Linked DNA regions of Homo sapiens: region 2 is linked to region 1. A link is an interaction called in ENCODE POLR2A ChIA-PET data of the cell type or tissue named here. Cell type or tissue: K562. All regions are shown on one strand. Each heading gives the region's core, and the rest is flanking DNA. Links, peaks and the distances in the headings are about the cores only.

Region 1 (5,376 bases), core at 102-5,101:
CATGCAATCTAGGCATCGGCACAGCACCAAAGCAGAGAAAGAGCATGATGTGTAATTAAGCTTCCAATGCATAGTGTGGATGGTGACTCCAGGGGAATTGTTCTTTGGGTTATAACTTCTTTAGTGGGAGAAAGTTCCCACCACACATCTTGGAGATCAGGCTCAGAGACACTAAGTGACTTGTCCAAAGCCATACAACAGGCCAGCAGTGGAGCTCAAGTTAGCTTCAAAAGGGCCTCTGAAGGATTCTGCCAGAAGAGGAGCTGCTTAATATGTTAGCATGAGCTTGAAATAATAATAATAAAGATTAATAGTAATGCTAATTTATAGTGAGTATTCACTCTGTATCCAATACTATTATAACCCTTTTACATGCTTAATATCATTTCATCTTTGAAATATCCCTGGAGCTAGGTGCTTTACACACATCAACTCTAATTCTTAAAATAGCCCTGTCAGGAGGTACTATTACCTCCTTTATACAGGTGAGGAAACTGAGGCCCAAGGAGGCTTAGAGACACACCCAGGATGACACAATTGATAAGCAAGACTTGGAGTAAGAAAAAATGTTCTAAAAATAACTCTCTGGCAGTAGGTCGTAAGTGTTGGAATGTCACACTGCCTGCTTGCTCAGCAACACGTGCATTCTGTGAGGGTGTGTGGGTGTGTATTTGGCTCTGTGCACACATGGGTTATACTCTCTGGCATGGGAAGGAGAATAAAAAGCAAACAAATGAATTGTGTGTCTCCTCCAGGTTCTTTAGTAAACAGACATGGCTCAGGGCTTCTGCTATCAACCTAGGGACAGACCTGACTTCATTTCTTCTTGGGTCCCTGCTTTCCAGGCTCTGTGCTAGGTCCTCGGATTTAGGTGAATCAGAAATGACAGTGCCCTAGAGATTCTTCCATCCATGTGAGTCAGAGAGCTATGGAGTATGGACCATGGGCTTACATTCACTAGCCTGCCAGAGCAGCCTGGAACCCCACTTAGGAAACTGGGTCATTGTTCAGTGTTTCAGCCCTGAGCCCAGCCCAGTGGAGATGACTTGCCTCATGTAGGAGTTTGGGATGCTATTTGTTTAGCTTTGTTTTTGGTTTGTGTGTATGTGTGTGTTTGTTTTGTTTTGTTTTGTTTTTTTAGACAGAGTTTCACTCTTGTTGCCCAGGCTGGAACGCAATGGTGCGATCTGGGCTCACAGCAACCTCTGCCTCCTGGGTTCAAGCAATTCTCCTGCCTCAGCCTCTGGGGTAGCTGGGATTACAGGCATGCACTACCACGCCCGGCTAATTTTGTATTTTTAGTAGAGACAGGGTTTCTCCGTGTTGGTCAGTCTGGTTGCGAACTCCTGACCTCAGGTGATCCACCCGCCTCAGCCTCCCAAAGTGCTGGGATTACAGGCGTGAGCCACCGCGCCCGGCTAGCTTTGTTTTTAAAAGTCGTCTCCAATAGGGATCATTTTAGACTCTGCAAATGGCTGTGGATTCTGAAAAATTATTCCTGGTACTCCTTGACCCCACACCTGATGCCTGTCCCAGGCCTGACCTTCTGTTGGGCTCCAAAAGAACAGCTTCTGAATTTACATTGTAATTTTATCCTTTTACTAAGAACTGCTTCAGTGAAGTTGCATTTGGTCCAGCTCTGTCACATTAATCAGGAACAAAGAAAATTAGTACCTTCAAAAGAGAAATACGTTTACCAAAGTTTTGGATTGATGTTCAAATTACATTGAGAACCTTCAGTAAAAAGTGATCCAAAATGGAATGTGAGGGTTTGGTATCACACCCACTAAACCTTTCAGAGTGTTGGGACACCTGTTTGCGTTTTGACCTAAATGTCAGGAGTAGGATTAAACAAGCGTTCACTGCTGGCTCTGCCTCCAGAAGCTCCTGTCTCATGGGGGACACAGACATGCAAAGGACCAACTCTAAAGCAGTGGGACAGGGCAGTCATGGGGCTGCAGAGGTTTCTGTTTGATATTGGGGTTGGGGAGATAGGGAGCTGTGCAAGGTTTGAGTGAGCAAAAGATCTGATCAAAGTAAAGTTCCAAGAAAGTTCATCTGTCAACGACGTGCCACATAGAATGTTTGACAGATGAAACCAGAGCTTGCAGGCTGCTGTGGTAGGTTTTTGTCAGCCTTAGACATTGGTTTTCATCAGCTCTATTAGGAGCCTTATCCACTCATTTTTAAAGCAAAACATGCTTCTTTGTAAATAATTTGGTATGTACAGAATCATATCGTGAAGGCAATATCAGCCATTCCTAAGCCAACAGTGTTAACATTTTTATATATTTATATATTTCCATCCTTTTTTTTTTTTAAATTAAGACAGGGTCTCGCTTGGGAGTGCAGTGGTGCAATTCCAGCTCACCATAACCTCCACCTCCCGGGATCAAGCAATTCTCCTGCCTCAGCCTCCCGAGTAGCTGGGATTACAGGCACCTGCCACCACGCCCGGCTGATTTTTGTATTTTTAGTAGAGACAGGGTTTCATCATGTTGGCCAGGCTGGTCTCAAACTCCTGACCTCAAGTGATCTGCCCACCTTGGCCTCCCAAAGTGCTGGGATTACGGGTGTGAGCCACTGCGCCCGGCCGATTTCCATCCTTTTTTTATTGTATTATATGTGCACAAATGACTTAGTGACTTACCTTTTTCTAATAATTATATTAAGCTATTACCCAAAGGATTAAAATATGATTTTAAATGAAATATTTCCAGAGGACAGGTATTGTGAGTGATTGCAGCACTGGATCTGGGATGAAGGGGTAAAAGAGCTGCTCCTGCCACTCTGAGCAAATCTATGAGAGTTAGCACTCAGGCAGGCAGCCGGTGAGAGAATAAGAAAGACACTTAGCCATGAGGCAGTGGCCCAATTCTGGAGGGAGCAGGAGTAGAGAAGGGGAAGGTGTGTGAGGGAAGGCTTTTCAGAAGGAAACACCTTCCTTCTCTGGGAAGGAGAGTGAGCTCCTTCATTTCCACCTCTTCCTGTTGTGATGCTGCTTAACCACTTCTCCATTTTCGCTTTATTCTTCTAATACCACTAACAGTGCCTCCGGGGGTCTTTCCACACTTGAGCTTTGCAGGTTCCAGTTTGCCCCTCCCACTTCTTTCTCTTGCCAGGGGTCGTCAGGGAGCTGCGCCTCCCCCTCTCCTCCCTGCATCCACCTGCCTTGCTAAGGGCCTCCATTCCGCTGAGGCATCTTTTCTTTGCATTCGGCATAAGCAATTATTTCTCCTATCACTGCTCTTAATGCTTCCTGGAGAGTTAGCAGATCATTTTTTGCTGATGGATATCACCCCACACAGAAATGATGGACTGCCTCCCTCAGTCTTGTTAATAGTAAAAAGGCATTTTCTCTCCTCCTCCATTACCGCTAGTCACAACCTGGGCGAGAATGCTTCTCTGCCAAGGTCAGCAGGGGCGGCTGGATCACTGAATCCCCAGGGAGCCAAGAGAGAGCACGTGGCAATGCCAGCAGAAACCAGAGACACGTTTACCCCAGTTGTGCTAGCAGCCCTCTCTTGTGGGAGATTTTATTTGGCTGCTCTGCTTCCCAGTGCCCTGTTCACTTCCTTTGAGTGAATAATTTCAAATACAAGGATAGGAGTTGGAGAAATGGAAATACAATTCCCCTCTTCTCTCTGCTCAGTGAAGGTGATACGTTCCCAGTATCTTGAAGTTCATTCATAGTGTCCTGTGTCCACATCTAAAAAGGAAATTAGACCGGTATGGGTTGGGAAGGCACAGGTTTTCAGAAGTACATGGAATGGGGTCTGGGGGCTTTAGCTGTCTTCAAGTGTAAAAGAAGCCAACAATGTGATGTGAGCTGCTTCAAAAAAAAAAAAAAAATCAGCACAACTTTAGTTGTGTTGGGAGAATTATGGACTCCATATCACAGAAAATAGTGGTCCTTTCTTGTCCACTCTGGTCAGCCCATCCTAGTGTCTTATGTCCCATTCTCGGCTTCATATTTTAAAAGATTGTCTAAAGGTGAATGACAAAGATGGGAAAGAAGTCTCTGCACCCACCCACAGATTCACCTCACAATGGTTGCTTTTCTATTCTCTAGGAAAGAAAATTCTGCAGTGACCCTGAGGCATTAGTTTGATCCTATATTTCAAGAATCTGGGAAGAGAACCTGTGTAGCTATCAGAGTAGAATGTTTGCCTTGGGTGGTAATGAGGCTCCGATCATCGGAAGCATTCAGATGAACTCATAAGGGATGATGTAGACAGGATTTCAGTCCCACAGTGGAGTCTGACTAAATGATCCTAAAGGTCCCTTCTAGCTCTAAGATGCTATAATTTTGTGTTATTTCTGATTGTAGAGCTGCTCTGTCCAGCATAGTAGCCACTAGCAATATATGGCTATTTATATTTGAATTTAAATTAATTAAAATTTAATAAAATTCAAAGTTCAGTTTCTTAGTCACACTAGGCATGTTTGAAGTGCTCAGTAGCCACTTGTAGCTAATGGCTACCTATATTAGACAGCACAGATAGAGAACATTTTCCTGATCCCAGAAAATTCTGTGGGACAGTGCTGGCCTAAAACATCAGTGGCCCTGCGGATTAAAGACTCATTTCTCCATGGTGCTCCTGCAGCCTCTGGGCAGGATGGCTGGTCTGTCAGTGATCATAGAGCACCACACTCCTCTTCCTTCTCCCCTTTTGTCCATTCAAAAGAGCTCTGAGTTCAGATGGAAAGTCAAGTTCCAGCTCTGTCAAAAACTGCTAAGGATGACCTTGGGCAACTTACTTTACTTCTTTGGACTGGTTTCCTCATCTGCAAAATGATTTTTTCCAGTTCCAACAGTATAACTAACAAATTATAGTGTGATCTTTCTGGCTTGGTAACCTTTCAGGGAAAGTAACAGTTTGTGCCAAGCACACGGCTTTTATTTCACTGTCTGGATTAGTGTGCCATAGTGGAAACATCCCAGAACATGGAATTATATCCCAGTTTGTCTCTTAGTTCAGCTGTGTGACCTTGGATAAGTACTTGATCTCACTGAGCCAGAGTTTGTCATCTGGAAAATGGAACTAATGATATCTTACTTGTAGGGAATCGTAGCTTACAGTGGATGCTCAAGAAATGCTCCCCAGGATGAAGATGATGGTGAATGGTGCTATCCCTAAAGTGAACATTACATGAGGAGAGGGGGGGACTTTTTTCCATCTACATGTTTCAGTGATGAGTAAGGGAGTAAAGAATGAGTCTGAATTTTACTAAGATTCGGGCAACATATATAAAAAGCTTTGTATAGGGGAAAGTATTATGAAGCTTCCAGCTGGCCACAGTAATCGTATCAGTCTTTTATAAAGCAGGAGCCAGGAGTTGCAGTCTAGTGAAGAGACTGAATCTGGGGCCCTG
Region 2 (5,376 bases), core at 193-5,192, 96 kb after region 1:
CTTTACAAATATTTCTTATTGAATTCTCCAAATAGCCTTTTGGAATAGGTACCATTATTATAACTATCACCATTGACCAATAAGGAAAGGGAGGCTCAGAGAGTTTAGGTAACTCATTCATGATTACACAGCAGTGTCAAGATTTGAACTCAGGTCAGCCTGACACCAAGATTCCCACTGCTCATTGTGTTACTATTAATAGTATCATTATGGTTCTATAAACAACTACACAGTGACCCAACAAGAGCAGAGAGAATAACAGGCCTGTGTGGGATGTCAAGGAAGTTTCCTCAGAAGCTGTAGAATCTGAGTTGAAGGATGGGTGAGACTCAGCCAAATGAAAAAGGCAGGGGAGAATGTTCCACGCAGGGACAGTAGCATAGGCCAGGGCCAGGAAGTATCAAAAGACACAGCATGTTAAGGCAAGTCATGAATTGCTGAAACATCTGAATTAAGCACAGAGAGTACAAAGGGACACTGGCCTCCAGGAGTGTACAGCCCCAGAGAGATGGAAATATGTCAGATGACTTGATTTTTGAGGTGAACTGGGTAAGAATTTTTATCCAAGAACAAACAGTGTTCTGCTTGTGTATCTCACTCACCTCTTCCATACAGCAGTCCTGAGAAGTAGCTGAACAAGGATGCCCTTGGCTGGGGCAGGCAAAGGGCTCTGGCCTCGGAGTCTAGGGGCCTGTTTCCCAGAGGTTGTGCTACTTACCCCCTCTGAATCTGGGTTTCCCTTCTCTACAAAGGGGTCACTGAGAGCCACTTCCTAGCACAGTAACTTCCAAGTTACTGTACTTTCCAGTAGCCTGGAAAGAATACATTGGGGTTTATTTTCATTTACTTCCTTTTAAAAATGTGGTCACTGAGGCTCAGAGACTTGTCTGCGGACACCTTCAGAAAATGCTTGATCTGAAATTTGATCTCAAATCTGATGGATTTCTCTGCCATGCTGTCACTTCCACCTACTGAGGCTAGTTTAGCCCTCTGAAGTCCAATACAATAAGCCTGCTTCTTCGTTCACAATACTCCCTTGGATGGATGAAGACAACAGCTGTGTCCCCAAATCTCCTCTTTCCAGCCAAACACTCCCAGATTTTCACCTAGTAGGATTTCCCAACCCTCAACAGGGCTTAGTTGCCCTTGAGGAAGAGACAGGAAAGAAGAACAATAGGAGTTGCCTAGTGCCCTGGCCAGGACTGAAGCATCCCCATCCTCAGAACCAGCAGCCAGGCACAGAGAGTATCAGCTGCAGCTAACTCCCCATGGAAAACAGCAGTCACAGCCTGTTTGCCTTCTCCAGTCCACAAACTGCCATGGCCAAGCTGGACACCAGCTTGGAAACCCAAGGGACCTGTCTCCATCCCAAACCTTGTCTCATCCCTGCCCCAGATGGCCCTTATTTGAGCTGGATCCATTTTCTTGGCCACCTTACTGAATGCGGTGCACACTCATTCAAGAAAATGCTGACCTCTGCTCCAAGCCGCCTTGTCGGCAGTTTCCCAGACATAGCTCGACTGTTTATTTATTTATTTTTGTGTTAGCAAAAAGGAGAAAATCACATTGGCCTAAAATGAATACTAATGAAATGCTTTCGTTAGCGTCCTTTGTGATAAGAATGAAAAATCGGATTTCCGCAGAATCACAAGCTATACATTTCTTTTCCCCAACTTTTTTTTTTTTTTTTTTTTTTTGCCCTTTCCTCTAACAGAAAGATTAGGGACAGCCTGGAAGGAGAGTAAAGTCATTTCATTAAAAATATCTGCATTTTTAAGGGCGACTTTGTTGCAGAGGGACGTGGCTGTGCAATTTCTCCAAACCCACTTTTCTCAGCCTGTAAAGCAAATGTACCTATTTGTCCTCTGCTGCAACAATGCCAGCTGCATTCAATCAACTGAGAAGCTGCAAGCCATAAACCTTCTTCCCCAGCTAAGGGGGGAAGGGGGGTGGGGAGAGGGAGCAAGCAAGAAAGGAGGCATGCCATAAAAATTCATCAGAATAATGTAGGGATGAGACAAGCTCCGATCGCGGGCAAGCAATCAACCAATCACTCATTCCGTGGCATTTACAGCACGTCTCATTCCCCTGTTCCTTAAGGACAATTGATTTTTCCTGATTCCATTAGCATAACAGCGTGGAAAATGTCTGCAGTGCAATATTTCTGGAAAGTTCCAACAAGTGGGCTGGGCACTGGAGTGTGACCATCTCCATAAAGCTTCCTTAGGCTCTGCGGCAGACGCTGTCATAGCCGCCACAAAAGGCCCAGAGAGAATGACGCAGTCTCCAAAATTTGGGGGCCAAGGGCACCTCAGGGGTGTCAAAGAAGGTAATTGGCACCGACATGAAACCTCTTATCTTCTTGTCCCTGAACACAGAAGCACTCTCTTCTGCAAGATGTGATATCATGGGGTGGTAAGAAGCAAGTAAAACCCACCTCGCCTAGGAGTGACTATGTCACACATACTGAGTCCATTTGTAACCTTCTAAAGCTCCTGCACTTAGAAGCTGAGGAAAGAATGCTTATTGTGATTACTCCTTTGTGTGTGAACAAGAAGGCTGCAGGGGTAGGTGCCCAGGGGCTTTACTCTGCTTTTCTGTCAGCTAGGTCTCCACCACATTCTCCACTGAGACCACATATGCATAAGAAGGGAATGTGAGGCATTTGGAACCATGCAGACCCGGGTTCAAATCCTGCCTCTTCCTTTTATTTGTGTGTTTGGCCATGGGCCACAGGTAATTAACCTCTCTAATCCTCAGTTTCTTGTTATAAAATATGAAGACCTCATTACTTCACAGGTTGTTGGGAGAATTAAATGAGACTATGTAAAAAGCACTTAGCATAGTGCTGATGCGTAACAACAGCTCAACAAATCAGATTCTCCTCCTTCCCTGTTTCTCTGCATTTCATTTTCCTCCTGCCCACCAGCAATATAATTCCCTCAGTATCAGCTTCTGCTGGTCAAGAAAGTGAAACTTTCCAATGCCAAAAGAAAACATATAAAACACAGAATATTTCCATCTGCTTTTGCAAGCAAGATTAAAACCTGGCTATGCCTTTTTAAATGTGCTTTGGGAGACTTCTTCTTATTCAGTCTCCTGAGTCATTCCCTATCTCTTCTCTCACCCCTCCTCTATTCTCACATTACACCAGAAATCTCTCTAAAACACACGTGACCTTGTCACACCCCCGCTTAAAACCCCTCAGTAGCTCCTCACTGCCATCTTCTGTCTTCAAGATTCACCTCAGGCTGTGTCTCCTCCAGGAAGCCTTCTTTGACCCTCACTCTCCTTTAGGATCCCACAACCCCTGTGCACATTCTCACACTCTGTGTCCATGCTTTGTCCATCCTAGACTGTGGGCTCCTTACGGGCAGTTTTCTAGTTCCATGTCCCCAGAACCTGTCATCTCACCTTACGTTTAGTAGATGTTCAGTTGATGTTTGTTGAGAAAACCAACTTACAAAGGCAGTGCTGATCTCATCACCAAGGCTCTAGGTTTATTTAGCTCAGTGTTTACGGAAGGCAGTGTGGGTGCTGGCCGTGGTCCTGAATCTGTAGGGGCTGAGGAGAGAAAATGTAATCAAGAAAACTTGGGTGTGGTGAATACAGTCCTTATTCATTCAAATAACCTCCAGACAGATGGCATTTTGTTTGGAAAGTGGAAGGAGGGCAGGGATTCCGGAAACTTCAGTTTCAGTCCTGGCTCTGCTGTGAACTCTCTACTCAAGACAAAAATCTTTCTGGATTTCCGTTTTTTCATACGTCAAGTGGAAATAAAACCTGACCCTCCCATGTCACAAGATTGTTCTAAAGAATACAAAAGATGATGTCTGTGAATCTCTTTGTAATCTTTTTTAAAGTGCTTGCCATGGAAGACCTCAAAGATTCCTCCCAGCCCTTTCAGTGCTCACTGGTTGAGAGTTATCTACACTGACCACCTCCAATTCTTCACCTCCAGCTTGCTCCTTGGTTCACTCCCATGTGGCTTCTGGACTCATCATCCTGACAAAACAACTCTCAATAATGACCTCATGCTGCTAAACCTATTCTTCAATCCTCATTATACTTGCTCTCCTAGGACTATGTTTTTAGCACTCCAGCACTTACCCCAGGATATAATTATACATTCATTTATGTGCCTGTTTTATTAATACTTTCTCTTTAACTAGACTCCATGAGGACCCAGAGTTCCATGAGTGAACTCCATGAGGCTACAAACTGTGTCTGGTTTTGCTTGTCATTGCACTCCCAGGTCCTAGTAAAATGATCACAAGAAGCAGCCTCCCCCATGACTTGGAAGGTAGGCAATGTGCCCAGAGCAGACCTGGCCATGTCCAACACTGGCAGATACCAAAAGAAATCCTGGAACCTCTATGGAAGTCCCAGATTCAACCTTCCTGTGCTCCACTGCCAAGGCTTCTGCCTGATGTGACTTGGAGCTCTGATGAGGCCTCTGCCTCTTGAGAAACACAGAGAGTACAAGGAGGACTGCATGGTGCCCAGCAGCATAAGCACAAGAGGTGAGTATGTGGGGTAAGATCTGGAGCACCACTAAGTCCAGCTGCCCTGCTGTGTAGAGAAAGAAAACTAAGGCCAGAGAAGAAATGTAATCTAAGATCTTACAATGAGTTAATGTCATTCACAGCCCAGAAAGAGCTAGAGGCAGGAAATGTGATCTCTCAGATCTCCTATGATCCTTGCTCTGGGATACTACGAGCCCTGGGCTGCCCTCTACTATAACACATGTCTGCCTGGGTTGCCATTGTCTGTTCACATGTTTACCTTCTCCTGGAGGACAAGGAGAGTGTCTGCTGAATCTTTGTATTCCCAGGGATAGCCCAATGCATGACACATAGTAGGACTAAACCAATGTTTCTTGACTAGACACTGGATAGCAAAGAGATTAGGAGAGTGGATGCCAAATGTTAAGAAGGCTGACTGGGAGCCAGCTCAGAATCCCTCTTAGCCTGAGACCCACCCACCCCCAAAGCCCAGAAATAGGAAATAGTCAGTCTCAAGCCTGAACATCCCCAAGATCCAGTAGTGGGCTCCATGGTGAAGTCCCTAAAATAGATCTGCTACTGAATTCCTGCTGAATTTCCAGGCTGTTCGTCCAAGAAAGCCAGTGCCATCCTGCAACCCCCTGGGAAGAAGAGAGCTTTAGAGTTTATGATTTGCCCTTACAGGTAACACAAAGCACAGAACATTATTTGCATTTGGAAGCCAGGGAAACTGAGGTTCTTTCATCCATTCCATAAGGATGTAGAAGCAAGTTATATTATTCAGGATTTTCCAGAGAAACAGAACCAATTAGATAGATAGATAGATAGATAGATAGATAGATAGATAGATAGATAGATAGATAGATGATAG

What was found. ChIA-PET counts read pairs that join two places held together with the same protein. Peaks named below come from ENCODE experiments on the same cell type or tissue, not always from the same donor. Only the 100,000 strongest peaks of a DNase experiment are listed, where the experiment ranks them.
Region 2: POLR2A ChIA-PET joins it to region 1 with 6 read pairs; 3 of 35 experiments call an interaction of 5 or more read pairs at or near these places.

The regions. Positions count from the first base shown.
Region 1 is chr1:50,180,563-50,185,938 of GRCh38, forward strand. The region is part of intron 3 of ELAVL4 (ELAV like RNA binding protein 4); the gene reads left to right. Among named protein-coding and RNA genes, the nearest start is that of ELAVL4-AS1, 7.4 kb to the left of the region's middle. In K562, for the core only: no CTCF peak of the experiment used is centred there; no DNase peak of the experiment used is centred there.
Region 2 is chr1:50,276,621-50,281,996 of GRCh38, forward strand. LINC02808 (long intergenic non-protein coding RNA 2808) reads right to left here. Exons shown (of 4, transcript XR_947322.3): 3 at 3,415-3,564. Among named protein-coding and RNA genes, the nearest start is that of LINC02808, 42 kb to the right of the region's middle. In K562, for the core only: no CTCF peak of the experiment used is centred there; a DNase peak (open chromatin) is centred at 3,171.